Linked DNA regions of Homo sapiens: regions 2, 3 and 4 are each linked to region 1. The links are chromatin contacts, found by Hi-C or POLR2A ChIA-PET in ENCODE. All regions are on one chromosome and are shown on one strand. Each heading gives the region's core, a stretch centred on a gene start or an enhancer-like site at or near the end of the contact. The rest is flanking DNA. Distances are from core to core; before and after follow the strand shown.

Region 1 (4,931 bases), core at 612-3,111:
TAGCTGGGACTACAGGCGCCCGCCAACACGCCCGGCTAATTTTTTGTATTTTTTTTTAGTAGATACAGGGTTTCACCGTGTTAGCCAGGATGGTCTTGATCTCCTGACCTCGTGATCCGCCCGCCTCGGCCTCCCAAAGTGCTGGGATTACAGGCATGAGCCACCCGGCGCCCGGCCTGTCCTGCATTCTTAACCACTAGGCCCAACTGCCTCTCCCTTTCTCTATGAATTATTTAATTTTATAGCCCAGTTTTTGTACTTATACCATAAAAATCTTTTTTTTTTTTTTTTTTTTGAGACAGAGTTTCCCTCTGTTGCCCAGGCTGGCGTGCAGTGTGCAGTGGAACGATCTTGGCTCACTGCAGCCTCCGCCTTCTAGGTTCAAGCAATTCTCATGCCTCAGCCTCCCAAGCAGCTGGGATTACAGGCACACACCACCACGGTCCGGCTAACTTTTGCATTTTTAGTAGAGACGGAGTTTCACCATGTTGGCCAGGCTTGTCTTAAACTCCTGGCCTCAAGTGGTCTGCTCGGCTCTGCCTCTCAAAAAGTGTTGGGATTACAGGTGTGAGCCATCACACTTGGCCCAAAAATCTTATTTTCTTTAAAAGCCATTAAAATTATGATTTCCAGAAGCTATATGTTATTTCCTCATTTGAATGTTACATAATTTATTTAATTCTTCTGTGTTATTTAAAAAATGTCAATACTCTATATTTCTTTAGGAACAAAGTCCCTAGAACTGGAATTATTGGGCCAAAGGTTATGAATACTTTTAAGTTATCGTGTGTGTGTGTGTGTGTGTGTTATCTTCAACTAATTTTTAAAAATGTGAACTTCTACCAGCTCGATGTCTATTTAATAAAAGTAATTGATGTGTTCTGAGCTTGCTGCTCACAACTCCATGACCTCTGAGTTAGTTTGCTTTCTATTCCTTTAAGTTCTTCAATCTTTATTGCTACTGAGCAGGCCACCTCCTTCCTTACTTTTAAATTATTATTATTCTTGTTCCTCAGTCTAACCACTTTCCACGCACATTCTGGTCTTTTTTGTTTTGTTTTGTTCATTTGGTCTTATGAATTAATGACTAAGCCAACGGAACCAAATGCAGGAAATACTAAAAACTTACCGGTAAAAGTATTAACACAAATGTGCATTACTACTAAGTATTTCATTTAGCTTGAAAAAAAAAAAAAAGGAATCTGCAGTGTGGTCTGTTTGTTTTTAGCTTATACTGTCTTTTCTTCATCAATATTCATTTATTCCTGTACGTGTGGTTTTAGAACTATCTGGAAATATAGGAACATTGGGAAAAATTGAACTCCACATAAACCTAATGTAGAAACATTAGTTTTACAGAATACTAAAGAAAAGCATTTCTGCTTATATTCATTTTCGTATTTTATTGGATTTTTTAAAAAATCACTTGCACTTAAGGCAAAAACTTCGCACATAGACATCCGGCAGAGAACCCCTCTTTCATTTAAATACAAACCCTAACACATTTTGGCATCATCAGATAAATTTGATTTAAAGCCTGACAAAATTCTAAAAGCAAGGAAACTGAAAAAAGCTGGAAGTCAGAATAAAGATAAATGAAGACACTCATTACAAGACTTAGGAAGTTGCAGCTGGTTTAGCTTTCCTGCGCGCCCAGGAGACGGAGAAGGAAAACTACGACTCCCAGAGTGCTTAGAGAGAACACGCGCGTCGTGGCCTCAAAACTTGCTCCCTTAGTCCCGCCTCCTCACTTCAGTGATTGGATTTTCCACTTCCGCGCCTCTGGAATTCTCTTCACCCATTGGTGGAGACTCCTGCGGGGTCAAATACAGAATTTACGCACCCTTGGCTTCCTTGGAGCCTAGCGGCTCTCCCCGCGTCCAAGATGGCGGCAGAAGCAGCTGGTGGGAAATACAGAAGCACAGTCAGCAAAAGCAAAGACCCCTCGGGGCTGCTCATCTCTGTGATCAGGTGAGGGAGGCAGGAGGCAGGGTCTGGGGACTGGGGGCAGCGGCTCGACCTCCGCTTTGGAAGGGAGAAGGGTTAGCTGGGTCCCACCCTGCTCTCCCCTTTCCTCCTTGCCTCCCGCAGCCCCTCCCCAGGGCTCTAACCCCTCCCCAGGGCCCCAGCAATTCCCCCTCCACCTTTTTTTTCTGGGGTTAGCTATAGAGAGAGGAGCCCCGCCTCAGTCTTTTCTTTAGGGGCAGCACCTTCTATTACAGTCTCGGGACCCCAAAGCACGCTATTTGGGTTTGGTAGAGAAAACCAGGTGTAAAGGTGTGTTTATTGATTCCTAAAATGCTTGTTTATTGTTTGCCTGTAGCAGCACTCACTGAGAAAGGCGTCTTGTTTCCTGGACTTTGGGGTGTAAGGCCTTGGAGTCCGGAGATTCCTGTCACGAGTTGCAGATTTGTGTTTTCACACTCTGGATACTTTCAACCACCTGTGCGTGGCCACAGCCACAAATACAAGAATCTGCAGTGAGCTGGTAGGAGGACTGGGTTTGAAGGCACACATCGGTTTTCAATTTTTTGCCCTGCCTCCGCATTCTGGTCCATTCCTTAAAAAACAGAACCAAACCAATTTCAAATTATCCTCCATGCACTGCCCCTCTGCACCTCCCAGAAGATTAGGGTGGGGGTGGAGTGGGAGCGGTGGATCTTTTAGGAGCTTTTTTTTAAAAAAGCGAAATATATTGAGGATGGGGGAACCCTTTCAAGAATCTTGGATATGATGCAGGTACTGACTAAAACCAATCTAAATAAAATTTATTATGGCACGTTTTTTACGTTGTTGGCATTTGAATTTCAACTCGTTTATTTTTCATAAACAAACACTCTATTTTTCCCCACCTATACTAAACTTTTGTTTGAGTTCTTGCAAGTTTTCTGGAATGTATTGATCATCTTTTCAAAACCCAGGGCCCAACATTATCTGGTAGGTACTAAGCACTTCAATGAATGCATGTATCAAACCATTAGAACAGCTTACCACTCACTGACAAAGACACATCTTATGGGTCTTATTTAGGAGGCTTTAAGATTATGGCCTATTAAATCATTACTTTAATTTTCTTTTGGGCTTAAGAGAAAAACATCTCTGTGTGGAAATGCTTAATATACTTGGTAGGCCATACAGAGGAAGTGCTGTTGTATTGTGAATCTATAGGCCCACATTCTCGCTGTGACAATACGCAGGTAGTGTAGATGTATCTCATGATACTAAAATTCCAATAAGAATGTTTGTTGTTTCCCATCTGAATTTCCTGTGGAATTAGAATACCAGGACATTATTTGGATCCTTTTTTGAACTTGTTTGTTTTTTCTACCTTATAGTCAACATTTATTTAAACAATAGGTATTTAGTGCCAGTTGACAGTATGGCGTCTGGCACGTATTACATATTGAATAATATTTGTTGACTTAATGAGTAAATGCCCTGAGTTTTGCAAAGATGAAGCAGGCACAGTGTTACCCTTGAGGAGAGTATAGTTTACCTGGGGGATAAAACATGTCAGTAAAAATGATGACATAAGACTACGAGAGAGACATGAAATGTTATGGAAATCCAGGAGGAGTGGCTGTTTCTAATGAAAGTGAAATGTGTCATCTCATCTGTGTACTTTTGATTCTCCAGGCTGTTCCCATTTCTTTTATGCTATTTGTATTTTCCTCAGGGCCAGTTGAATTTACTCTAAATGTCATATTTTTGAAAACAGCATGAAAGCCAACCTAAAGCTTTTTTTACTAATGCTAATTCAGAACATACATTGCCTTTGCTTGACCATTCCTTAATATTCTCCAGGAGGAACCCCCTACTGCTTGATGGCTAAGATTTTGTGGTTATCCATCCATCTCTTATGCCAGTTTATTAATATATGACCTTCATTTTATCACTGTGATTTAGGCCTAGGTATTTTTTACTTTGATCTCTGTTGTGCATTATATTGCTTTTCTTTTCTTTTCTTTTCTTTTTTTTTGAGACAGAGTCTTGCTCTGTCCCCAGGCTGGAGTGCAGTGGCGCGATCTCGGCTCACTGCAACCTCCGCCTCCCAGGTTCAAGTGATTCTTCTGCTTCAGCTTCCCGCATAGCTGGGATTATAGGCGTGCGCCACCACACCCACCTAATTTTTGTATTTTTGGTAGATACAGGGTTTCACCATATTGGCCAGGATGGTCTCGATCGCTTGACCTTGTTGTCTGCCTGCCTTGGCCTCCCAAAATGCTGGGATTACAGGCATGAACCACCGTGCCCAGCCCTCATTTTTCTACTTTATCCTTGACCACCTCAGATCACTGCATAACACTTTTGTGATATAGTTTTTACAAGCATGGTGTAAGGGAATGTCTAGACCTAGTATCCTGGGCAAGTTTATTAAGGCTTGGGATGCATTGTTATATATGACCTTAAGACCGAATGGTGTTGGTGTTTGTATTTCAACATTTCTTTGAGTCACAGGGAGATTTTGGTGTTGGAGTGAGGATGTTGGTAGCTATAACTTCCTGTTATTTCCTTCCTAATATGCTTTTGAACATACCCAGTGGTTTAAATTTTATAAACAGTGGTAGTGAATGAGAGGACAATGGAAGTATTACTTTGGTGTTTGGGATGGGGAATGGGGGGAGAGTCCTGCGGGTAAGAGAACCAGGAATGTATGTTTCTTGTTAGTAAATTGTGCTGTCACTTGGAAGTTGCTTCTTGTATTTCTGTTCAATTTATGTCCTTTGTGTTTCCCTTCTTGCAACATTGTATTCATTATTCCTTTTTTTTTTTTTGAGACGTAGTCCTGGAGTCTCTCTCTGTCGCCCAGGCTGGAGTGCAGTGGCGCAATCTTGGCTCACTGCAAGCTCCGCCTTCCGGGTTCACACCATTCTCCTGCCTCAACCTCCCGAGTAGCTGGGACTACAGGCATGCGCCACCATACCCGACTA
Region 2 (4,931 bases), core at 719-3,218, 820 kb before region 1:
TAGTTTAAGTTTTATGGGCCATGCAATCTCTGTAGCAACAACTCAACTTTGCCATCACACCACGAAAGCAGGCACAGACAATATATAAACAGGTAAGCATGGCTGTGTTCTAGCAAAACTGTATTTGCAGACACTGTAACTTGAATTTCATATTATTTTCACATGCCATGATATATTGTTCTTTTGATTTTTTTCAACCATTTCAAAACATAAAAATCATTCTTCACTTGTGAGCTATAAAAACAAGTGGCAAACAAGATCCAGTCCATGGGTTGGAGTTTGCCGACTGTTGCTCTAGGATGTTGCTAGAAGACTTTGTGCTTCTCTGATTATTCCACACCCAGAGTTTAACCATTCCTTGACTCCATAAACCCAGCATGGTATTTAGAACAAGGCTTGATGGTCAGTCTTTTCTAGGTCACATTGCCGTGGTAGGCCAGGCTATTACCAACTATGCAAGCCCTCAGGAAATCATCCTACGAGGTTTACTCAAGACACCTCTGACGTCTGTGAGAACCCAGTCCCCAGGAGCAGAGTGGGCAGCTGGATGACAGCTTTCCCTAGATGGGCAAACAATCCCTCCCCAGAAGAATATGGAAGAGGAATTGCGTCTCAATCTGCCCCTCTCTATGCAGAGGGTATTTGTGGCATATGAGGTAATAAGAGACCAACATCCTGAGTTTCTATGCAGCACAACCTAACTTACCACTGTCTTCTCCTACTGCCTCTCCGTTTAGCAACAGGGAGTACCAAGTATCTTCATTCATTCAAAACCAGCATATTGAGTGAATGCCTATTCTGGCATCATGCCAGAGGAAAATCAGGCACAGGATATCAGACACATACAGACATCAAGTCTCTATGCGGTTAGTACCCTGACAGCAGGGACATTACTCCTCTTCTGCACCCAGCACCCAGCACCGCATGAGGCACACAGGAGAAGCTCAGGAAATGCTGAGTGAATTAGTAAATCAATGTGCAAGATGGAAATGGTTAAGTAGCACAAGGCAGATCAAATCCTATGCAAGCAGAGAGGAGGGAGAATTAGGTCCAGCTGAGGAAGCCAAGAAAGGGCCAATGACAGAGGGGGCAGTTGAGCTAAGCCTGACAAGATGAGTCGGATTAGGGTATGCACAGTTGGGGCACAGAGAAAGAGGAGAGAAAAATTCCAGCCAGAAAGAACAACTAGCAAGGCATGATGGTGTCTATAAGAACATGCATAGCTGAGGTTGCAGTCTTCATGCCTCTTGAGGAGTAATAGCTTGAGTGCTAACAACCCAGAGTTAAGCTGTTTCTAGATTGTTGAGGGCCAAGAAAGTCAGGCAAAAGAGTTTAAACATCTGTAGGTGGTAGGAGGCATTGAATCTTCTGAGCAAAGATGGTTGGGTGGCAATGAGATTAGGAAAGTGAACATGGTGGCAGAGTACATAAGGACTGGATAAGCAAGGAGTCTCTTTAAAGAAACCCTAAACTAGGACAGGAGCAGCAGCCTCGGCCACACCGCTGGGTGAAGCGGAAGAGTGGCTGTGGGCCAGCGGGAGGAGGTGGGACTTGTAAAGTGATTCATGGTTATGAGTGTAGACCCGGGAATCAGATAAACTGGGCTCAAGTCCAACTCCAGCACTTACTCCCTGTAAATGATCAGTCCTTTCTAGAACCCAGTTTCCCTATCTGTAAAACCGAGGCAATAAAATGGAGTCATCATCTCACAGGGTCCATGTGAAGCTGAGATGTGGTTAAACATGTGAAGTGCTTACCCTCGTGCCCTGCATGGAGCAGATTCTCAATAGAAATTTGCTAATCTTGGTCAAATTCTGTCCATTGGCCAGGAGTCCCAGTCAGGCCAGAGAAGCTTGTTTTTGCCAGAGAGGTGGAAGGGTAGTTGACCACAGTCCACAATCACTCCCCACCTCCCCTCTCCCCCTCCCAATCCTGGGTGGTAAGGCACACACCACATCCTCAGGAAGCTGACATACACCCTCCTCGTCACTCCTCAGCCAGCTAGTGAAAACCAACAACCAGAAATGTGCAGTCCCATGTGGGGACCTTTGTCAGGCAAGTCAATGTGCTCAACAGAAAACTCATAGCCCCAACACTGTGAGAGGGAAGGAGGAAGGGAGGGGGAAGACGTGACTCAGAAGTTAAATGCCTTCTTTCTTAGAACACAGGAGTGTCACAGCATTCAAGCCAAGACCTCTGACCTGCAAGACATCTGACCTGCAAGAGGGCTCACTTTTGGGAACCCTCATGCTCACGATTTAGGCCTCTGACCTGCTAGGAACATGATCAGCATCTTGGCAGAGAGAGCACAGGCCCTGCATCCAGGCAGCCATGAGCTCTGGTCTTGGCCTCAGCGCTCCCTGGCCATGTGACTACGTAAATAAGGACATCAGTTAAATAAGGGTACGTGAGATAATGTGTGTTCAGCACAGACCGTAGCCCAGTGCTACAGAGGAATCTGGAATTTGGAGACACGGTTGCTCACACCTGAGACGAGGATAGGACCTCGCCTCTCATAATCAATGCCTGCCTGAGACCTTGGTTTCTGCTTAGGTGGAAGTGGTTTTAACCAGGCTCAGACCCTCCTCATACTGCCTACTGGTGGCCTCTGTCATGAGCTCTCCCCCACACCTTTTTAGATGGCTCCTCTGTCTTCCTTTGCGTGGAGGTTCTGTGTTTCTCCACAATAGTAGTCTCTTCTCTTCCCTGGTCCAATTACAGCCCACCCTCCTCACTCCAAGAAGCTGGGTATCCCATCCCTGCATCTAACGGGGTACCAGAACTGGTGACGGACGACTCACCAGTCACTCGTGGCATTCTCTAAGAAGCCTTTAGTTAGTCCTCTCTGCAACTCCCTTCGAATCCCGTTTATGAGTGACCAGTCTCCCAAAAGCAAGAATGCCAGTCCAAGAAAGCAGGAATGGGGATTTGAGAAAAAGAAGAAAATAAATGTGTTTCTGTGCTCAGGGAAGCTCTCCACACAACACAGCTCAACTTCCTACTCCTGCATTGCCATCTGGTTGCTACTGGCAACCAGGCAATCATATTTTTCTAGTCCCAGATATAATCATCATAATCAATATAGGGTATTTATCCCACTCCTTGGTTCCAAGGAACTCAAAGATTTTCACATCTATTATTCTTCCTTCACTAACGTGAGGGAGAGAAGGGGAGGAGGTCTGCTTGTTGATGGGGTGTGGGGAAGGACTATTTCACAGATGGAAAAACTGAGGGAATGGGTAAGAAGGAGGCTGTGGGAACATCTCTTAAGAAAACAGTATTGCTAAAAGCAGTTTGCATTTGGATAGTGCGTTCACTTTTGAATAAAAGTGAAAAAAATCTCATCTAATTTTTACAACATCCCTCTAAAGTAGGTTCATTTATCGTATAGACAAAGCCCCCAAAAGTAAAGGATCTTTCCAGAAACACACCACTAGAAATGACATTGCCTAAACTCCTAGGCCTTTCGAGTCCCTTTTAGCATTTTTTTCCCGCAGCATCTCTGCAAACAAGTACAGTACATTGTTGGAGCTATCATGTCTCTTGTATGCATTACCACCCCACCATTGTAAGTGTTTCTCATTATACTTACATTGTGCATTACAGTGGCTCTTACACATAGGAGGTTTCTGTCTAGTTCCGGTTGATACACACACCAAATGGGCAACAGGGCCAACAAAAATGACTAGACTAAAGCACTTGACTGCGTTGGAAAACTTAGGAGCCATATTTAATTTCCTAAATTCTATAAATGTTCCTTTACTAGAGTAAAACTTGGGGGGAAAAATCAATAGTTTTGACTCTGAGATCACTCACCGCTTTTGACAACTCTGTGATGTTACCTTTTCCTACAGCCACTGGTTTGATGTCACCTTTTGTCACAGTAACAAAGCAATACCAAAAACATGCTTTGGGGGTCCCTGAAGTGGACAGGAAGCCTTCTACCCTACATACCCAGCAAAGGCTTCAGTGCCACCCTTGCTCATTAGTGCCAAACACAGGTGGCTGGAGGTAAAAAGACACTCAATGAAACACAACTGCAAGAGAAAACATGTGGCCACGGCCACAGCAGAACTGTTCTAAGATAGGGCGTCTTTCTGAGGTTTGTGCTCAGCATTCATTTCCCTTTGGAGACAGTAGAAACACCACTGAAAGGAAGAGAGTAGCTGGCTTGTGCATGAAGCTTCCTCTCTGTTCTCAGAAAAGAGAACCAGCTGGACACCATCTTATCTTTTATCATTTCCTACTTAGAGAGCTGCACAATTTACCCCTTAGAAGGAGAGGCCCCAAACAGAAGACCTGACCTGTGATACCTGTGATATCCGCGACCTCCTGAGCAAGGAGATAAAAGGACTCAGGTCAGCCCTGACTTCCTAACCTCATCTGGCACCTCTTCGGATTCTAGAAAGAATCACCATATTGGAAAATTCCCTCCATACCCTCATTCCATTCAGTTGAGTAGGCAGAGGGGGGAAATTAGAAACAAAAGTGCCTGACATGCTAACACCAGGCTAAGGATTCACAGAAGGAAAAGTTGATGATCCCAGTCCCTAGAGATGGATGAACCAGTGTCAGCCCATCAATGAAAGCATGTTCAGCACCTACTAGGTGCCATTACTATGCAACTATTCCAAGCTGGGTCTTGAAACCAGGCTGGTCTGCCCACCACTGCGCAGCCTTGCCTGACTCCAAGGACGCTTCCCGCCTTTGGTTGCCCTTCCTTTCCGTTCCTATTTCCTCAGTTTCTGACACTTTGCTTTTGTCTCTCCTTCTCTCTCCCCAGTGCCCTCACTGGCATCAGATTTGGCACTCCGGTGCTGGCTTTCCAAGCTCTCTTTTGGCCACAGTGTGCACCCAGCTCCCGGTTCCATGGTTTTCTGGCCACCGTAGTGTACCCACATTGCTGTCCCTGGGGCCCAGCTCACCTTATC
Region 3 (4,931 bases), core at 719-3,218, 600 kb before region 1:
GACACACGGCCACACATACGAACACACACTGTCATACACTCACAAACACATGCTATCATATACACACACATGCATTCACACGTACACCAACATACACACACATGCAGTCACACACATATACAAACACACGCTGTCATACACTCACAAATACCCACATGCTATCATATACACACATACACTCACACATACACCAACATACACACATACACGCAGTCACACACATATACATTCACAAACACATGCTGTCATACATTCACAAACACCCACATGCTATCATATACACGCATATACACTCACACATACACTGACTTACACACATGCAGTCACACATATATATACATTCACAAACCCACAGTCATACATTCACAAACACCCACATGCTATCATATACACACATATACACTCACACATACACTGACATACACACAGACATGCAGTCACACATATATATACATTCACAAACCCACACTGTCATACATTCACAAACACCCACATGCTATCATATACACACATATACACTCACACATACACTGACATACACACACACATGCAGTCATGCACATATACACTCTCAAGCACACACTGTCATACAATCACACTATCATACACATATGCACTCACACACTTACATACACAGTCACACATATACTCACATGTATATTCATGAACACACACTTCCATACACTCAAAAACACATGCTATCATATACACACGTACACTCACATACTCACACATATGCAGTCACACACATGCATATACATTCACAAACACATGCTGTTATCCACTCACAAACACCCACATGCTATCATACACACATACACACTCATACACTCACATACACACAGTCACACATATACTCACATACACACTCACAAACACACACAGTCACAATATACTCACATACATTCACACAAGCAATTACACACATACATATACACTCACAAACACTATCATATACACACATATACACACACAGTCACACACATACACATACACTCAAAATATACACTCATAAACACACACTATCATATACACACATACACTCACACACATCCACATTCTTCCATATATACTCACGAACACACACTGTCATACACTCACACTCATACACTTACATACACATTCACACACAGTCACATATATACTCACATAAACACTCATGAACACACAGTCATATACCCACAAACACACATATACTCACACACACACAGTCATATATATACTCACATATACACTCATGCACACACACAAACTCACAAACTCAGTGTCATATACACATATACACACATATGCACTCACACATACACTCACGTACACACACACTTATGCATACATTCAGTCACACATATACTCATGTACACTGTGTCACACACACATATGCATACACTTACACACTCACACATCGTGTATGTCCTTCTAAGCACAGAAACGCTTTCCATTTCCAACAGTATCAATAATTCCTGATTACTGAGACTAGTGACTTACAGAACCTTCCCTTTTTCCAACTCTTACCAATTTTTCAGTGACATAAAATATAGAATTTGGCCATTTCCCATGGGGCTTCAGCCAAGGGACATCACTAAGAGCTGTATCTCAGCTTTCCTCTGCCTTCACACTCTCAACAGTAATGCTGCTCAGTATCCCCAGTGATCCCTAATGAGGGGGCTCCTCCGCCCAATGCTTTTTACCTTTTCGGGGTAATTAAAGCAGAAGCATTCAAGGTTTCAGTCCCCATGTTCCCTCCTCAATCCAGCTCCAGAGGGGAAATACTGGTCTGATTGGGCTGTGTCCCAAAACGCTGGGCCACGCTACTAGTGGGCAAGATCTCCATGCATTAAGGTCTCCATGTGGTCTGCATCTCATGATTAGACTGGGGTTCTGGAATGCATTGAAACTCATCTCACAATTAGACTGGGGTTCTGGAATGCATAACCCCAGTCTAATCATGAGAATCCACCAGACAGACCCAAATTGAGGGGGATTCTACAAAATACACGACCCGCACTCTTCTAAGGTGTCAAGGTCATGAAAAACAAGACTGGAAAACCAACACAGACTGGAGGAGACTAAGAAGACCTGACAACTAAATGCCATGTGGGACCCTGGAGGGGACCCGGGAACAGTAGTAGAAGAGCTGGTGACATCTGAATGAAGTCTGTAATTTGGGTAACAGTACTGTACCAATGTTAATTTCCCTGCTCTGCCAATGCGATGAGGGGTATGTAAAAGGTTAACATTAGGGGAGGCTGGTGAAGAATACATAGGAACTGTCTACTGTCTTGACAACTTTTCTGTATATCTAAAGTTCCTTCCAACTAAAACATTTAACTACAAAAAAAAAAAAAAAAAAAAAAAAAAAAAAAAAAAGCCAGGCCTAGCCTATATTACAATGTTCACTGAGAACATGCTGCTAGCACAGACCTGGTGGTGAGTTGCTCAGGGAACGTATGCACTGTAGTCATGCACTTGCTGGTACTGTTTATTAGGTGCAGACATCCCAGATAAGAGCTGAGTTACAAGCATCCAAATCAATGACATTTTAATAAATAGTTTACATATATATATATGCACACATGCACACACACAGATGGCAATAAGAGATTTAGTCTAAGATCTGTGCAAAAACGAGTTTGCCTAGCAAAACAAATTAACATGTTGGGTTTTAAACTGTTGATATTTGGCATATAAACCATTGGAGTTTTGTTTTTTCTATTACAACCATAAAAATAGTTTTTGGATAAAATTCGAATCACTTCTGCAGAGAGAAAAGACCTGGGTCCCACAGAACAGTTAGAGAATCACTAATGCAGTCCTTTTATTTTATAGATGGGAGTCCAGACAGGCTTAACCAAGGTCACATAGCAAGTTAGGATGAGAACCTAGGTCTCCTGGTTTCTGGTTCTGAGCTCTCTGAACCTGATGAGTGAAGGACAGCTCCAGCAATGGAGCCTGAATCCCCAGACAGCCTGGTACATCACTGCAAAACAGGCAAGGCCAGGTTGGCTGGGGCAGCCGAGAGCACACGGTCCCATAGCTCATGCAGATAGGGCTGGTCAGGAAGAACACAATGGCAACTCTGAAGAGCGAGTGTCAGGCAGCAGCTCTCTAAGGAGGCCACCACAGTCCGCAGGAGGGATTGGATGGGGGATAGGGTGTGAGGCAGCTGGTGAGTGAAAGACCACCTCCAAGAGCATGGAAGAAAACTCCAGGTCTCTGCAAGAGAAGGGAACAGAAGTGCCAACACCTGGGTCCAGCTGCTCTATTGAGCTGCCTTTGTTGAAGGACTGAGTTGAACAGCAGATCTTGCCGAGGCTGCCGCTTCCTGCCATTCACACTGTCCCAGAGAAACCTTCCCTGAGCATCATGCAGTTTTCCTTTCTAGATAACTGTTATTCATAGGTAAGATTATCTGGCTCATTTGTTTAGCTGTTTAGTGTCTGCTTTCCCCCATTCAAACGTCAGCAACTTGTCTGTTTTGTTCAAGGCTGAATCCCAGCCCATAGAATAGTGCTTGGCACATAGTAGGCACTCAATAAATAGCTATTGTATAGATGAGTAAATGGACTCTTCCCATACCCGATGTGTCTCTGACCTTGTATTTTTCTACATCAGAGCTATTCCTAGATGCATCTCAGAGTCTGTTTGTCAAGAAGCAGAGGCTTTGATGGAAAAGCACTTTGCTGAGAACATCTCAGGCAGCGTTTTTCTTCTGCTTCATTTTCTCTTCCTAATGTGTGACAGGACGGCACCACTGGCTGCAAGCCATCCTGAGACCATGCTGCTTCCCTCCCAGGACTGTCACATCCACCGCATCTGGTTTACAAGCCAAACACTGATATCCTGTCCTTGGGTAAACCCCAACATTCCTGTCAGATGGTTTCACTGTCTTAGGAATTCAGTACTTAGAAGGATATTGAAAGTATAGCCCAAGGCTAAATGAGACTTGGAATTTCCTTAATTGAATTGGGGACTTCAGCACCACAGACAGATGTTTTTGGCATAGTCTACTTGATGCAGCCCTCATAAACAAGCATCACACACAAACTGTCAGAGTTCTAAGTCCCTGCTACTTATGACCTTGGACACGAGTACTGCCATCTTTCCTCCAGATTAAGAATGAAAGAAAGACACTCAAGAATAACGAACTAAGGGACTTGCCTTACCAGATTTCAAGATTTATTAGGTAGACCCATATTCTTGATACAGAAGTGGCTTTTGGGTCACTGGGGATAGGATTAATTTAAATAAATGGTGCCAAGACAATTGTCTATCCACACAAAGATATTCCACTGGATATCCCAATGGGATATCCAGGGAAATGTGTGAATCACTATTCTTATCTCACATAAAAATAAATTCCAGGTGCACTGAAGACTTAAATACAAAAAGCAAAAAACTTTAAAACATTTAGAAGATAAGAAAGGAGAGTATTTTTACAAACTCAAAATCAAAAAGGGACACAAAAAGAAAAGATTGATACATGTCGACTACTCTAAAATCAAGAACTTCCATTCAAAAAGAAAGAAGAATTTTGAGGTATCAAAAGATACCATTAAATAAGTGAATAGCAACTGGAGAAAACATTGAAAGGATATTTAATCACCCAAGGATTATTATCTAGAACACAGAAATAATTCTTAAAAGTCAAAGAAAAGACAAAACCCAAAAGAAAAAGAGCAAAAGGCATGAGAAAGGATGCCACTAAAGAGAGGAAATATGAAAAACAAAATTAAAGAGAGGAAATATGAAGAGAAGTTCAATTTCATTAATAGTCAAGAGAATATAAATTAGAAGCACAATATCATACTCACCATATTGGCAAAAATTAAGAAACTCGAGAATAACAAGTGGTGGTGAGGATGTGGAGACATGGGAATTCTTATGTCAGAAGTATAATTATTTTGTCAGGAGTATATTCAGGCATTTTCGAA
Region 4 (4,931 bases), core at 1,350-3,849, 600 kb after region 1:
ATATTCCATTTCTCTTTGGGAAATGCCGTATTTATGTATGAACAGTCTTATAGAATCATACGTTCAGACATGAGAGGGCTTAAAGGTTATCTAGGTTACCCCCCCACACACACACACACCCATGTCAAAATCCATTTTATATCACTCCAACAGATGGTCATCCGGCCTCTGCTGAATACAGACCTTAGCAGGAAACTTCCCATTCCAAAAGTCATTCCACTCCATGACTGGCCTCCTTTCCTTTTTTAACAAAGATTTTCCTTATAATTGAACCAAAAATCTGTTTCCCTGTAATTTACTCATTCCTTCTAGTTTTGCCATCTGGAATATTGGCAAAACAAGTTTGCTTTCTTTTCTGCAAGATGACTATCATGTTTCCTGTTCACCTTCTCTTCTTTAGATTGACTCTTCCTAGCTTATTCAATTCTTCCTCATATGAGGAAGTTTCTAGAATTCTCAACATCCTGGTTACTTTCCCCTGGAAAATGTCCAGTGTCCCTCTCAAAATAAGATAACTAGAATTAAACACAGTCAGCTGTGATCTGTCAAGCACACATGTTTAACTTTTTATTCAACAAATACTTCTGGAGCCACTGTTCTCCTTTGGGCACTATTCTGGAGGCTGGGGATACAGCAGACAAGAAGGCAGGCAAAGTCGGATATTTCATGGAGCTTCTAGTCTTGTAGTGGAAAAATCAAGTAAACCAGGAAACACATAAATAAGCAAGATGGTCTCTAGTAGTCAAAAATGTTACAAAGAAAATAAGATCAGATAATATGATAGAAAATATTTGCAGAGAGGTGGTATGTTTTTTATTTTGTTTATAAATAGAGACAGGGCCTTGCTATGTTACCCCAGCTGGTCTCGAACTCCTGAGCTCAACCCGTCTTCCTGTCTTGGCCTCCCAAAGTGCTGGGACTACAGGTGTGAGCCACTGGCCCTGCCAGGGTGGCATGTTTTGATCAGTGATGGGGAAAGCATCTCAGAAGGTGCCATTTGAGCTGTTCCTGAATAATACAGAGGAGCCAGGGAGTGAATGAAGATCTGTGGGCAGCACATTACAGCCAGAGGGAGTGGTGCATGGCAGGCTCTATGGTGAACATGAGTCTTGTCAAAAGAAAGAGAGGTCATGTGGAAAGTAGAGCAAGAGAAGAGGAGAGTCACTTCAGCAATATCAGAGAGGAAGGCAGCAGCCAGCGTATTTAAGGCATCATAGCTGTGTTACCATGGCTCAGGTAAGTATAGTTTGTAAGCATAGTAGGTGGCCATTGGAAGATTTTAAGCAGGAGAGTGTCACAAACTTCAACAGTTCATTCCAGTTGATTTGATCTTCCCACGAGTCATCATACTACATTATACTGCTGTTAGTCCAGCCCAGGATTTTTGGTTGTCGCCATTGTTTTTCTAAGAACCTAGTCAAACTTCTCATACAAACTTATTTTTGGCAAATTAAAATACCCAGATCTTTTAAAATTTTCTTATAATCTTGACAAAACCAGTAATTTGGAATCTCAGTGAAAAACATTTGTTGCTCTTAAATTTTATAATTTTGTTCTCAAGCCTTATTAGAATAATGTTGAATCCTGACTTTGTCGTTAGTAATACTAAAGCAGTCTCAGCTTTTGGGTTTTAAGTTTAATAAATAAATTTTTTATTCAAAGTTGGCAATAAAGTCATTGTATAGAGCATTTTTTTTTTTTTTTGAGACGGAGTCTTGCTCTGTCACCCAGGCTGGAATGCAGTGGTGCAATCTCTGCTCACCTCAACCTCTGCCTCCCGGGTTCAAGCCATTCTCCTGCCTCAGCCTCCCGAGTAGCTGGGATTACATATATAGGTCATTTCTAAGGACTATAGTCTGTTACAAGTATCCCTTTAGTTGAAAGAATCCATTAAGCGACCTTTTCTCAGGATAGCTTTTCAACCACCTGCTAATATTTGACTACATGAATTTTCATTTCCTCATATTTTTACTGCAAGGATAGCCCATGAGATAATTCAACACATATAGGTCTCTTAGTCTGCTAATCCTGTAGGAAAAGAAAAGAAAATTAGCATAATATCTAGGTGAATGTATAATGGCTCTTAGTTAACATTTCTTTGTCTAAATATTCATAACCCAAGGGATGATTGAAGTTTAATCAATAGTTTCTAAAATCCTTTCCCCCGCTTTTAAAAAAATAAGCATAGCATTTTCCTGACTCCTGTCCTTGGGGTGGAGATTGGGGAACAAGTAAAAGCTTATAGAGTCTTGTTTGATAAAAAACATTTTTTTCTAAGGGAAAGGAATAGCAACATTTGCTGCCACTTAAAATCCATCCTTAAAATTCACACAAAGCACATTTATTGCTTACTTTCACAATGATCTAGGGACCAAAGAGTAACAAAAAACAAAACAATAAATAAATGCACAATCGGGCATCTCTGCTGTCAAGTATTCCTTGAAGGCCTGGCAGAATCTGACATGGAGTAAGTTACTGGAAGCCGGATTTAGTCAATTACCTGTCTTTTTGCTCCTAATGTTCAGAATCCAGTAAATGGCTGTAGCCTAAGGTAGAGAAGTACCAGTTAAGTGCATTTTGACTGTGGTTTAAGCAATCGAGGTCGTCTCCAGCTTCTTTGGAACAATGCCATTCTTTAGCATGACATGGAGGGTAACTATGTGCTTATTCACTAGATGGAATACCTGCTTCATGTAGTTGGCTGGGCTCTGTTACCATCTGTTTCTTTCTTTGTTTCTTTCTGTTTGTCTGTCCCTCGCCCTCTCTTTCTCTCTCCCTCTCTTTCTGTCTCTCTCTCTCTCTCTCTTTAACACACACACACACACACACACACACACACACACACACACACACACACACACAACTTTTTAGAGTCATGGAGAGAGGGTCTCATTATGTTGCCCAGGCTGGTCTTGAACTTGTAGGCTCAAGCAATCCTCCCACCTCAACTTCTTGAGTAGCTGAGACTACAGGCATGCACCACTGCACCTGGTTTCAATATTCGTATTGTCAGTATCTCATCAGTTTTTGACTATCGCCACCTCTATCTATTTTATAGGGAAAGAAAATCTTTCTTTGCCCTAATATCTAAGTAGCTTAGGCACACCTGAGAACTGGGAAACCATTCCCAACCATTGCCAGTGGGGAGACGTCCTGCTTCAGTGTGATACAGTTAGCCAGTGTTTATTGAGCCCTTCCCCATGCTCATGTTTGTATTCATCTCTGAGGAATGTCTCTATAGTGATCCTATTCTAGAGACATTTCCCCCCTCTTCTGGACAGATTAAACCCGAGAAGAACTTGCTGGTTCCTGTAAGCCGAGCAGCCTGTTTGTGCTGTGCCCTCATTCTAGGTGCATTCTTTGGCTGGCATATTTGTGGGCACAGAGTATTCACGAACAAGGTTTCAGCAGTTTATAGTCCCTAGGGGGCGGGGTGAGTCAAAAACATTGACTGTTTCCATTTGCCCTCTGGAGGCAGTGTTTAACCTCCAAGTGGATGTGGTGCCCAGAGGAAACAACCTCAACCAGGAACTGGCAGGCACCTGCCTCATCAGGGCATCAGTGTGCACAGGGAGAGAGGGAGTGTGTCAAAAGGTCCAGCCCATTTGGCTGTGGGGAGAGGCCTTATAATAACACATCAGTAGCATCACTTTACACATGCCTCTGCAGACACGAGCTGTCCAGCTCCCTGTTCCTCAGGGTGAGGCTGGGGTAGAGCTGGGAATGACGGACTCTGGGGACTGATGGAGGGCCATACCTTCGAGACCAAGGATGGTGTTCTCTTGCACATGCTTGCCACCTCTTATTGGTCCTCCGATTCCTAGGGAATTTTCTTTAGCATTCTTCTCAACTGGGCTCAGTTGTTGAAAGAGCACACACACACACACACACACACACACACACACACACACACATACATTTTAATCCTGTGCTTCACATGCTGTGAAGCTAAAGAAGAGTGCAAGAGGAAGGCAGCTTACATCAGATCTGACAGTCTTACTGATCGTTGCTGATAAAAACTGGCAAAGGGAAAAGTAATCGGAGCCTCGGGAATTCAATTCACTCCTTTAATCCACTCAGCAGATATTTTATTTTTAAAACACAAGCACAGCCATCAGCAAAATTGAGAGGCTGTGTGGGACCCCAAGGCACTTTAAACTTTTGAGCCCTCCTAACTCCCACTCCAGCCCTACCTTCAAATAGTCCCTCTTAGCCATTTCATCTGCTTGGGTGTATCCTCCTCACCATCCCTTTTCCTTATTCCCTAGAAGCCAATAAAAAAAAAAACTTGCCTGTTGGCATTAATTAAAAAAAGGAAGACACTTTATGATCTAGATCATCAGCTAGAGACTTGTGCAGTATATCATCCCTACTTTTTATGATTCTCATATTGTCTTCATGTCTTTCTCATTTGCAGCAAGTAGATGACACAGTGCTGCCCTCTAGCTGATTATTGGATTATAATGGCTTCTCTATTCCTAAGGCTATATATATATCTAAATATATATATATCTAAATATATCTAAATATATCTAAATATATCTAAATATATATAAATATATATATAAATATATATAAATATATATATATAAATATATATATATATAAATATATATATAAATATATATATTTTTTTTATCAGCAAAGAGAAGTGGACAGTTGTTTTTCATGTACGGCTTACCCCAGACAATCAGTAGAGCACCTCTGCTGCTTTATACTCTCTCAGTCCTCCTGAACCAACCTTCCTGGAATAATCTACTAATCTAAACCAGAAAACGAACTTAGTTCCACAGCAGATTTCAACTGTACCTCTATATTACAGCAGGTACCCTGTCAGATTTCTTCTATCGAGAAATGAAAAGATGTACACACGCCCATGTCTGTATGTCTTCCATTTATCAGGCAGGGAGAATTGATTATCTCAATTCTAA

The links. Hi-C counts contacts between places; a loop is a spot of excess contacts on that map. ChIA-PET counts read pairs that join two places held with the same protein, here RNA polymerase II (POLR2A). Pooled maps may share reads with other maps.
Region 2: a loop to region 1 is called in a map of natural killer cell, with 3 times the contacts of the local background. The contact joins the enhancer-like site here to the promoter of EXOC4 in region 1. A Hi-C loop is called at or near these places in 1 of 168 maps with a recorded cell type or tissue (natural killer cell) and 6 of 50 pooled maps. POLR2A ChIA-PET finds 5 or more read pairs at or near these places in 1 of 52 experiments (T-cell).
Region 3: a loop to region 1 is called in a map of naive thymus-derived CD4-positive, alpha-beta T cell, with 3 times the contacts of the local background. The contact joins the promoter of FLJ40288 here to the promoter of EXOC4 in region 1. A Hi-C loop is called at or near these places in 2 of 168 maps with a recorded cell type or tissue (both naive thymus-derived CD4-positive, alpha-beta T cell) and 10 of 50 pooled maps.
Region 4: a loop to region 1 is called in a map of mammary epithelial cell, with 4 times the contacts of the local background. The contact joins the enhancer-like site here to the promoter of EXOC4 in region 1. A Hi-C loop is called at or near these places in 5 of 168 maps with a recorded cell type or tissue (Calu3, IMR-90, PC-3 and 2 more), 4 of 37 single-sample maps with no recorded cell type and 10 of 50 pooled maps. POLR2A ChIA-PET finds 5 or more read pairs at or near these places in 2 of 52 experiments (OCI-LY7 and PC-9).

The regions. Positions count from the first base shown.
Region 1 is chr7:133,251,217-133,256,147 of GRCh38, forward strand. It overlaps EXOC4 (exocyst complex component 4), which reads left to right and starts at 1,862. Exons shown (of 18, transcript NM_021807.4): 1 at 1,862-1,971. The coding sequence starts at 1,886. RefSeq lists enhancers at 1,629-1,678, 1,889-1,948.
Region 2 is chr7:132,429,408-132,434,338 of GRCh38, forward strand. The region is part of intron 3 of PLXNA4 (plexin A4); the gene reads right to left. Among named protein-coding and RNA genes, the nearest start is that of PLXNA4-AS1, 80 kb to the left of the region's middle. Within about 2 kb of position 1,969, at least 6 of the 41 ENCODE cell types and tissues checked have a DNase peak (open chromatin) inside an H3K27ac peak, as active enhancers do; they include natural killer cell, where a contact is called at or near this core.
Region 3 is chr7:132,646,826-132,651,756 of GRCh38, forward strand. It overlaps FLJ40288 (Putative uncharacterized protein FLJ40288), which reads left to right and starts at 1,969. Exons shown (of 5, transcript NR_046323.1): 1 at 1,969-2,218. It also overlaps a transcript of PLXNA4 not described here.
Region 4 is chr7:133,850,537-133,855,467 of GRCh38, forward strand. The region is part of intron 11 of EXOC4 (exocyst complex component 4); the gene reads left to right. Among named protein-coding and RNA genes, the nearest start is that of LRGUK, 270 kb to the right of the region's middle. Within about 2 kb of position 2,600, at least 3 of the 41 ENCODE cell types and tissues checked have a DNase peak (open chromatin) inside an H3K27ac peak, as active enhancers do; they include PC-3 and mammary epithelial cell, where a contact is called at or near this core.